Regions from separate parts of the Homo sapiens genome. Here region 2 is linked to region 1. Evidence: read pairs that join two places in POLR2A ChIA-PET (ENCODE). Cell type or tissue: GM12878. All regions are shown on one strand. Links, peaks and the distances in the headings refer to the core of each region. The heading gives the core; the rest is flanking DNA.

Region 1 (5,291 bases), core at 660-4,659:
CCTCCAGGGCCCAGCCCTTCTCATCTTGTTCACTGTGAACTCCTTGAAAGGAGGCCTCTGCCCGACTCAGCACCATCCCTGGTGCCCGGCCCAGCACAGGCGTCCCGCTCTTGCTGAGTGCATAGAGGCCACAGCAGCATCGTTAGCTTATCCTCGCCTGCCTTCTGCCAACAGAGTCACTCTCCATCTCTGCTGGCTGGGTCTGATCCTGCTTCAAAGGACGCCGTTCACCTATCCCTTCACTGGCGAAGCAGCCTCATCCTTAGCCTTGGGGAAAAACTTCTGTGCTAAATGGGTCATGCGCCTGTTCTGAGGCAGCTGATACCCCTCTGGAGAAAGCAGACTCCGGGCCCCGTCTACCTGGTCAGGGTCGGGCTTCCAGCAGCAGCTAGGGTGCAGCCAGTGGTAGTACACAAGCCGCAGAGCCAGGCCCAGAAAGAAGCAGCCGCATCCCACAGGCAGCCACAGCTGCAGTGGAATCCCGCTGGGCAGCCAGGAGCTATGAGTCACCCAGGTGGCCACCAGGAGAATGCTGTCACTCAGGAGGAAGGCGAAGTGGATGATGGCCCGGCCTCGGGTGCGGCCCTCAGCCACGTTGAACCAGGAGAAATAGAGGATGGTGGCCACCGTCACCCGGTACAGCCACTCGGAGCTGGGGTCCGGCATGAAGTCTGTGCCCTGAAGCCAGACCCAGAGCAGCAGTACCAGCCACAGGCCCAGGAAGTGCAGGGCCACATAGCTGGGGAAGAGGGCTGAGAACAGGGCCACAGCCAGGACTCGGGGCCACAGCAGCAGCAGGTTCCACAGGAAGTAGATCACGGAGGAGCCCAGGCCCAGGAGCGGCTTGGAGGGGAGGCAGGTGCGCAAGGCCCGGTGGTAGTCGAGCAGTGCCCACGAGATGCCCAGGAAGGATGTGCAGATGCCAACCCCTGCAAAGAGTAGGAGGGAACAGTGAGTCCTGGGGCCAGCCTGCTTGGCACTCCCCAGCGGTCACAGGTACCGTGGGGGCCCTCCCAGCAACCCTGGGGTAGGTATTAGAATCCCTCGTTTGTTGAAGGCAAATCTGCAGCTAGAGAAGACCCAGTGAGTTCCCACAACCAAAAACAAAGCTATGACTCCTAATATAGAGCCTGCCCCTCACCACAGCGCTTTGCTGCGTAGGTGCTATCCGGGTGGTATTTGTCAAAGATGAGAGGATGTGACCTGTGGCCCACCCAGCACTCAGCACCCCTGGGCCTTGGCTGCATCCTGGGCATCTTCCAGGGCCCCATAACCCTTTCTTTCTGGGAAGAACACAAGCCTTCCTTGTGTCTAAAAATCAACAGTCTCAGTTCCGTCTTTCTTAGTCTCAAAAAGGGAGTAGAAAATCCCATGGGGTGGCAACAGGCTCTGGCTAAAGCTGCCCTCAGGGCCAGGAGAGATGTCCCTGCTGTGTGGACAGAAGGTCTCCCCACTCCCCTCCCCTCCCCTCCAAGACCAGAGGCCATCGGACTGACCCCTAACCTTGATTTTCCAAGATCCAGAAGTTTACAACAGGGGTCCTATCCCACCTCCTGGTTGCCAATCCTGGAGCAGAAGCACAAGGGCCTCCAGGGAGGGATGGAAGTGGCACCGGCACGTCTCCCGACTGCTTCCTCCCCTGTCCCCGTCCACCGCAGTCATTCGACAGATGTTTACTGGGAACCTATTAGGCGCCCAGAACCCACTCCTAGCCTGGAAACAGATCTGTGCTCATTAGCCTTGCCCAGGTCTCAGCAGGGCTGATGTTCTTCCAGTTTGCCCAGCATGCCACCTTCCGTGACCTTGACAAGCTCTGCCCAGGATGTTAGGTCGCCAGAAGCACAGGCCCCACTTCCCCGGCCTACTCCTCCATTACCCCGCAGGCCCCAGCTTGAAGAGCCCCGGGAGTCACCCACCCTGACCCCATGCCACCCACTCAGCTGTGTCAGGTATCCCTGTAACATGCCACCCACCTCTGTCTGGAGTCTCATCACACAGTAATTATCTATTTCCTTATCTCTGGGCTCCTCGAGGGTAGAAAACAGACTCTGCTCACTTGGGATCCCCCAGCAGCCCAGTACCTGGCACATAACAGCAGCGAAAGAGATGTTTGCTAAATAAAAAGTAGGGAAAATCTGTCTCGCCCCCTTACCCCCTGCCACACTCACAGTGCAGACTGTCTGCACTTGGCCCTGGTTCTAGACACCCCCAACCCTCAACAGACAAAGACGTGTGCCCAGTGAGTGCCCAGTAACCCAGGGCAAGTCACTCACCTTTCTGCACCTCTTTAAAAATGAAGATCAATATAGCACAAACCTACAGGGCTGCTGTGAACATGAGCAATGATGACTGTAAGTGCTTCCCACAGGGCCTGGCTAATAGCTGGCACTCGATTGTGACAGCCGCTATTATTGTTTTTTCAATCAATATATAGACTCAGACTAGCAAGACGAAAGGGCCCTTGGAGATCGAGTCCAACCTCCATCTTCCACAGGAAGGCTCTCCAGGTCACACAGCGAGTGACGGTAGAGTGAGGACTGGTTTCTTGAGAGGCTGTGGCATTTATGGCAGCGGTGGAGGAAGGCAAAGGGGAAGGCTTGGACCCTGAGTCGGATGTGAGTGGGGGCCCTCTTTAGCTTGGCCACTGTCCAGGTCTGTGGAAATGGGCAAGTCACTTTCCTTTCATGCAAAAACCCTCCCAAAGCTCCTCACTGTAAACTTCACCCATGCTTAGGGGGCCCTGTGATCCTCTGCTCCCTGCCTCTCCCTTTTCCAGTCACTCAACCGTAGCTACTTGTTTTAGTCTATCATCCTGGCAGGGCAGGGGCTGGGTTCATCTTGTTCACTGCTGTGTCCCCAGCACAGTAACAGGCACAGAAGAGATGCACAATGAAAACCTGACTGGATGAAGGCATTCAATATATTGTTTCTTGTTTCTCTTTTAAAATTTTGAAGAGATGAGGTCTCACTATGTTACCCAGGATGGTCTCCAACTCTGGCCTCAAGCGACCTGTGCACCTTGGCCTCCCAACGTATGAAATTGTTTCTTAACTAAAAAGTTACCTATGCTGTATCAGGCACCTTACACACTTCATTATCTTCAAAATTATAAAAATTACAATTAAGACTTGTGGGCCAGGCACAGTGGGCGACACCTGTAATCCCAGCACCTTAGGAGGCTGAGGTAGGAGGTTACTTGAGCTCAGGAGTTCAAGACCAGCCTGGGTAACAAAGTGGGACCTCGTCTCTACAAAAAAAAAAAAAAAAAAAAGAAAGAAAAATTAGCCAGCATGGTGATACACACTTGTAGTCCCAGCTACTCAGGAGGCTGAGACAGGAGGATCACTTGAGCCTGGGAGGTGGAGGCTACAGTGAGCCATGATCAGGCTGCTGTACTCCACTACGGGCGATGACAGAGTGAGACTCTGTACCAGGAACTTATGTACCAGGAAATGGGCTTTCTTTGCATCACCTCATTTAATCCTTTCATCAACCTTATGAGGCAGGAGGATTTAAGCCCATATTTCAGATGAGAACAAACATACTCAGAGAGGTCAAGGCATTTGTCCAAACTCAAACAGCTGTAGAGTGACTTTAGGTTTCAAGCCAGATCTGCCTGACTAAAGCCTGTTCTCCTGTTTTCTAAGCAGCCTTTATAAAAGACTAAAAACAGTTCCAACATTTGAGAGACCCCCCACCAAGCCACGACAGGGGGGCCAGCCACAGGCCTTCACTCACACTGGTAGTACTCAGCCCGGCCACTCTGCAGCATGATGGCCAGCACCAGCGTGAGCTGTGGTGCCGTCTCCAAGAAGGTCTCGAAGAGCCGCAGCATGCTGATGTCCAGGGCGAGGAAGTCGGCGTAGGCCAAGTCAAACTCAGAGGGCTCCTCCTGCTGCCACACCAGCAGCCCCTGCCGCAGCTCCTGCACGCACCTAGGCACCACACACAAATGCCCAGAGGGCCAGGTTAGTGTCCTGTGAATTCCTCAGCCTCCCACCCATCTAATGAGTGGACACAGGCTCCAACCTGTCTCCTCACATCCATGCTATGGGGCCTTCGGCAATGTCCTAACCTCACTGAACTTGTTTCATCTGTAAAATGAGGATCGAGGCCGGGTGTGGTGGCTCATGCCTGTAATCCCAGCACTTTGGGAGTCTGAGGCGGGCTGATCACGAGTTCAGGAGATTGAGACCATCCTGGCTAACATGGTGAAGCCTCGTCTCTACTAATACAAAAAATTAGCTGGGTGTGGTGGTGCGCGCCTGTAGTCCCAGCTACTCAGGAGGCTGAGGCAGGAGAATCTCTTGAATCTGCAAGGCGGAGGTTACAGTGAGCCGAGATCGTGCCACTGCACTCCAGCCTGGCGACAGAACAAGACTCCGTCTCAAAAAAAACAAAAAAGCAAAAATGGGGATCAATACACCTTCTACTCCCGCTGGCTAAGCACTGTCCCAAGCTCATCACAAACCTTGTCCTGTTTACTTCTCACAAAAGCCCATTTTACAGATGGGGAAACAGGATCAAGAAGCTAATAAGGTCTGGGTGCAGTGGCTCGCGCCTGTAATCCCAACATTTTGACAGGCCAAGGCAAGAGGATCACTGGAGGCCAGGAGTTTGAGACCACCCTGGGCAACACAGCAAGCCCCATCTCTACAAAGAATTTTTTTTAATTAGTTGGACGTGGTGGTACAAGCCTGTAGTCCAAGCTACTCAGGAGGCTGACGCAGGAGGACAGCTTGAGCCCAGGAGTTCAAGGCCACTGTGAGCCATGATTGATTGTGCCACTGCACTCCAGCCCAGGCAACAGAGACCCTGCCTCTCTCTCTCTTTTTTTTTTTCTTTTTTTTTGGAGACAGAGTCTACATCTGTCGCTTGTCGCCCAGGCTAGAGTGCAGTGGCACAAACTCGGCTCACTGCAACCTCCACCTCCCAGGTTCAAGCGATTCTCCTGCCTCGGCCTCCAGAGTAGCTGGGATGCTGGGATTACAGGCATGCGCCACCACACCTGGCTAATTTTTGTAGAGATGAGCTTTTGCCATGTTCAGCAGGCTGGTCTCAAACTCCTGACCTCAAGTGATCCACCCACGTCAGCCTCCCAGACTGCTAGGATTACAGGCATGAGCCACCAAGCCTGACCAGACCCTACCTCTTTTTAAAAAACAAACAAAAAATTATAAGCAGCTAATAAGTACTGGAATGAGGATTTGGATCCAAACCTGAATTGGAAAGGCATGCTATAAAGTTGCCTGAGGCAGTAGTTCTCAAACTTTAGTGTGCCCAAGATCTCC
Region 2 (4,592 bases), core at 531-4,530, 170 kb before region 1:
GCAGAGGTTGCAATGAGCCAAGATCACGCCACTGCATTTCAGCCTGGGTGACAGAGCACCACTCTGACAACAACAACAAAAAATTAATCCGTTTTAAAAAGGAAAGAAATTCTGACATTTGCTACAAAGATGGAAGGACCTTGAAGACATTATGTTAAATAATATAAGCCAGATACAAAGGACAAATATTGTATGATTCCACTTATATACAGTACCCAGAGTAGTCAAATTTGTAGAGACAGAAAGTAGAACAATGATTGCCATGGAGAGAACGGGAAATGGAGAGTTAGTGTTTAATGGGTACAAAGTTTCAATTTGGAAAGGTCAAAGTTCTGGAAATGCATGGTGGTGATGGTTGCACAGCAATACGAATATTCTTAATGTGCTGAGCTGTATACTTAATGGTTAAAATGGTACATTATATGTTACCACAATTAAAAAAAAACTTACACAAAGGGAAGAGGGGATTGAAACTGCCTGTGCAAAATTATGACTGAGACAGTGAGAGATCTAACCTCACCGACTCCATCTTGCTTCTAATCTTTAAGCTGTCCTTGTTCCTTCCTGGGCACAGGCTGAACTAACTTTGGGAGGAACTTAGTTTATAGTTTAAAACAAAGACAATAACAGCCCTTTCCCAAAACAAACCTCCTTCTTGCCTGAAGACTAGACTGCCTTTGTAGGACTAACAAATTAGCCACAAGATTAGAAATTATGGTTTACGAGTCATGCAGCTGGAGGCTACAAGATTTTGACCTCCCCTAAACTGTTCCTAAGATCAGTGCTTAAGATATTTTGCAGACCCTGCACTTTATGGATCAGCTGGCACCATCCAGATCTATAAACTGGCTCATCTGATCTGTGGCCCCCCCGCCAGGAACTGACTCAGCCCAAGAGGACAGCTTCACCTTCCCATGATTTCATCACTGACCTGACCAATCAGCACTCTCATCTCACTGGCCTTCCCCAGCTCACCAAATTATCCTTAAAATCTCTGATCCCCACATGCTCGGGGAGACTGATTTGAGTAATAATAAAACTCTGGGCCAGGTGCGGTGGCTCACGCCTATAATCCCAGCACTTTGGGAGGCCAAGGCAGGAGGATCACGAGGTCAGGAGATCGAGATCATCCTGAATCTCAGGCCTGACACTTGCTGGCTATGTGATCCTGGGCATTTGCCTCAGTTTCCTTATATGTAAAATGGGTATAATGTCAATTCCCTTCTCTTCACTCTTCTAAGATGTGGATAATTTAACACTTGGGATGGGTCATTGATTGTTCTTGAATTACAGAGAGCTTGTCTCTCCTTAGGTAACTGCTGATGTCCCTCCCTTATCAGCCCAGTGGGCACAAATGTTGCCCCAGGCTACAGGTTGGCCGGAGAGGGCAGCATTCCAGAAGTAACTTCACATACATTCATGTATTCTGTGGGCACTGGGGAGAGAGAGAGGAGCACTAGAAAGGAAAGAGAAGACGACAGCTCTCCATAGTCAATTTGCTTACACTTGATCTTATGTGTGGCCTGTTAATGGCTCCTAACATTAGGGATGTTTCACAATAAATGACCTTTAACTACAGCAGCAGCCAAAAGAAGCTCAGGAGGGCAAGAGGGGCAATGGGGAAGACCATGGACCTTGGAGTTAGAGCTGGATTTGTCTCCTAGTTCTGACGTCACTAGTTGTTTGGCCTTAGGTAACTGATTGTCTATCTCTGAACCTCAGTTTCCCCAGTTGTAAAAATGAAGATAATGGCAACTACTGCACGAATATGTTAGGAGGCTCTGGGGAGGTAATAGACTCAAACTCCTGGCCTCAAATGATCCTCCTGCCTCAGCCTCCTGGGTAGCTGAGATTTACAGGCACAAACCACCGCCCAACTTGGGAAGGTAATGGAGAGGAAATCATTTTATAATCTGTTAAGAATTATTATACATACTGTTGAACATGAGCAATTAGCTGCAGCAAGAAGGCGTGTTGCCTAATATCTATTGTCTCCCTGTTCCTAAGTAGAAGAACCCTGTTTTTAATCTAGGTGCTGGCAATGCACCTAGCCGAAAGATTACATTCCTTATAGCTAGGTGTAGCCCTGTGACTAAGTTATGGTCAATGAGCTGTAAGTTGTAGGGGAGGAAAAAGAACTTCCTCTTTTACCCTTCATAGTTCTTAACTAGGACACAACCTGGTAACAGAAGACGAGAAAAATAAACAGAAGTCTATTAACATGCATACCTCATGTTCACAAGAGAGCTACCCAGGGGTTGAGTAAGTCGCAAAGAGGTGGCTTTGAATTCAGGCTTATGGAGAATTTTCAACAAAGAACAGTAAAGTTTTGGAAAAGTGACAAGGCAAAGGAAAAGGACTTTTTTTTTTTGAGACGGAGTTTCGCTCTTGTTGACCAGGCTGGAGTGCAGTGGCGCAATCCTGGTTCACTGCAACCTACGCCTCCCGAGTTCAAGTGATTCTCCTGCCTCAGCTTCCCGAGTAGCTGGGATTACAGGCACCCACAACCACGCCTGGCTAATTTTTTGTATTTCTAGTAGAGACGAGGTTTCACCATGTTGGCCAGGCTGCTCTCGAACTCCTGACCTCAGGTGATCCACCTACCTCGGCCTCCCAAAGTGCTGGGATTACAGGTGTGAGCCACCGTGCCTGGCCAGAAAAGGACTTTTGAGTCCCCTGGGGAAGCAAATTTGGGGAAGGCAAATAAATAGTAGGTAAAGGCTAGTTAGTAAAGTTTGTCACATAGATTCCTTTGGTGTCTTCTTCCAGCAAATGAGGGTCTAAAGTTGTCTTCAGAGATCAACCTCTGTTTCTCGTGGTTGGGAGGGGAGGAAGGACACCTTTGCCTTTGTAAACTTATGTCTTGCTTTTAGGCTAATGGGGGAGGGTAGAGACCTTTTGTTGTATCTGCTTCTTCTCAATTGCCTTCAGCTCAGAATAGTCCTTATGCAAAAGAGGCATATTTGGAGGTGGGGAGGTAGAATATTCTGGTCTCCTAAAAGTGAAAGAGTTGATAGGTCATCTGGAAATAGTGCTTCAAAGAAGCTTACTCAGCTATAATCCCCTTCTGCTCTTCCCTCCTTTTTTTTTCCTTGCCTGGAATTTGGTGCTCCTGCAGCCATCTTATGCCTTGAAGTGACTTTGAAGGTGAAAGCTATGGGCCACAATAGTAGAACAGTGATAGAAGGAACCTGGGCCCATGATAATGGCGGGGTACAATTCCTGGACAAGGATCAGCTGCTAAGTATAATAGCAGGCCTGGGACTTGAATTAGGGTCTACATGGTGGAGTAGCAGTTAGGATACTTGGTTGCAAGCAACAGACATCGCCTCTGCCTATTTTTAGCAAAATAGAATTTATTGGAAGGATGTGGGTGGGGCTCAAATAAGTTGTAGGTAGCTGGAGAAGCAAGCTTGGGGATACACAGGAACCAAAGGAGAGTTGGAAGGCCTAGGATCAGGTTGCAGGCACATTTTCACCTGAGTGCTGCCACTACCACCATGATGAATGATTTCCAACAAGATCTCCTATCCTGCCCGCACTGTTTCAAAATTCAGATTCTCAGGAGAGGGTGTCTGATGGAATCAACTCTGGCCCTGTCCTCCATGGATTATTTAATGAAATGGGTCATCTGGAGTTACTTTTCAATCAAGGCTACAAAGGAAATTAACACATTATTGGGATAGAGGAGGTTATTTCAGTTATCTATTTCCACAACAGTGATAAATAGCAAATAATCACATGCTTCGGAAGCATTTAAACATTCATCGTTCATCACAGATCACTCATACATCTGGTGATCAGCTAGACAGCTCTGCTGTTCTGCTTTGGACATGCTACACATCTGGAGGTTGGCTGGCTGTTGATTGATTTAGTCTGACCTTGGCTGGGAAGACTAGGGCATCTGGGTCTGTTCCTTCAGTAGGAAAGTCTGGCATGTTCTCATGGGTGATGGCAGGGGTGTGAGAAGGGTTGTATGGCAGACACACCTGACAGTCATAATATAAGCATACCCTATGAATTACCCTATGATCCAAGAGGGATCTGGGAGTGGCCAAGCCAGAGATTCACTCCTTATCTATGAAGGACATTGAAACCCCTGGCCCATCCCTTGGAACACAGACTGTGCGGGGGATGGAGGCCCTTTGTTTTGGGTTAAATGGAGGTTGCTAGTTTAACTGCCCAGTGGTTTCTTCTTGCCCACTGCCCAGATAGAGCTGATTTATCGAGATAGGGGAATTGCAATAGAGGAAGAGTCTCACACATGTAGAACTGGCTAAACAGGACACCAGCGTTTTATCATTACTCAAAGCAGTATCCTTGAAAAATTGGAGGCTAAGGTTTTTCAAAGATAACCTTTGGCAGGGAGGTGGGTGGCTAGGGAATGGGTGCTGCTGATTGGCTGGGATGCAATTATAGAGGTGTGGAAAATGGTCCTAGCATGCTGAGTCTGCTTATGGGTGGGGGCCAAAATCCAGTCGGTGGGTCCAGTGGGGCCATCGGGTCATCAGGAATGCAAAAGCCGGCTGGGTGCAGTGGCTCATGCCTGTAATCCCAGCACTTTGGGAGGTCAAGGTGGGAGGATAGCTTGG

Evidence for each region. ChIA-PET counts read pairs that join two places held together with the same protein. Peaks named below come from ENCODE experiments on the same cell type or tissue, not always from the same donor. Only the 100,000 strongest peaks of a DNase experiment are listed, where the experiment ranks them.
Region 2: POLR2A ChIA-PET joins it to region 1 with 6 read pairs; 4 of 35 experiments call an interaction of 5 or more read pairs at or near these places.

Annotation. Positions count from the first base shown.
Region 1 is chr1:27,962,141-27,967,431 of GRCh38, reverse strand. XKR8 (XK related 8) reads right to left here. Exons shown (of 3, transcript NM_018053.4): 2 at 3,739-3,935; 3 at 1-929. The coding sequence ends at 232. Among named protein-coding and RNA genes, the nearest start is that of XKR8, 4.8 kb to the right of the region's middle. In GM12878, for the core only: no CTCF peak of the experiment used is centred there; no DNase peak of the experiment used is centred there.
Region 2 is chr1:28,133,326-28,137,917 of GRCh38, reverse strand. No RefSeq gene overlaps it. Among named protein-coding and RNA genes, the nearest start is that of PTAFR, 41 kb to the left of the region's middle. RefSeq lists an enhancer at 2,971-3,020. In GM12878, for the core only: no CTCF peak of the experiment used is centred there; a DNase peak (open chromatin) is centred at 2,137; H3K27ac peaks cover 541 bases.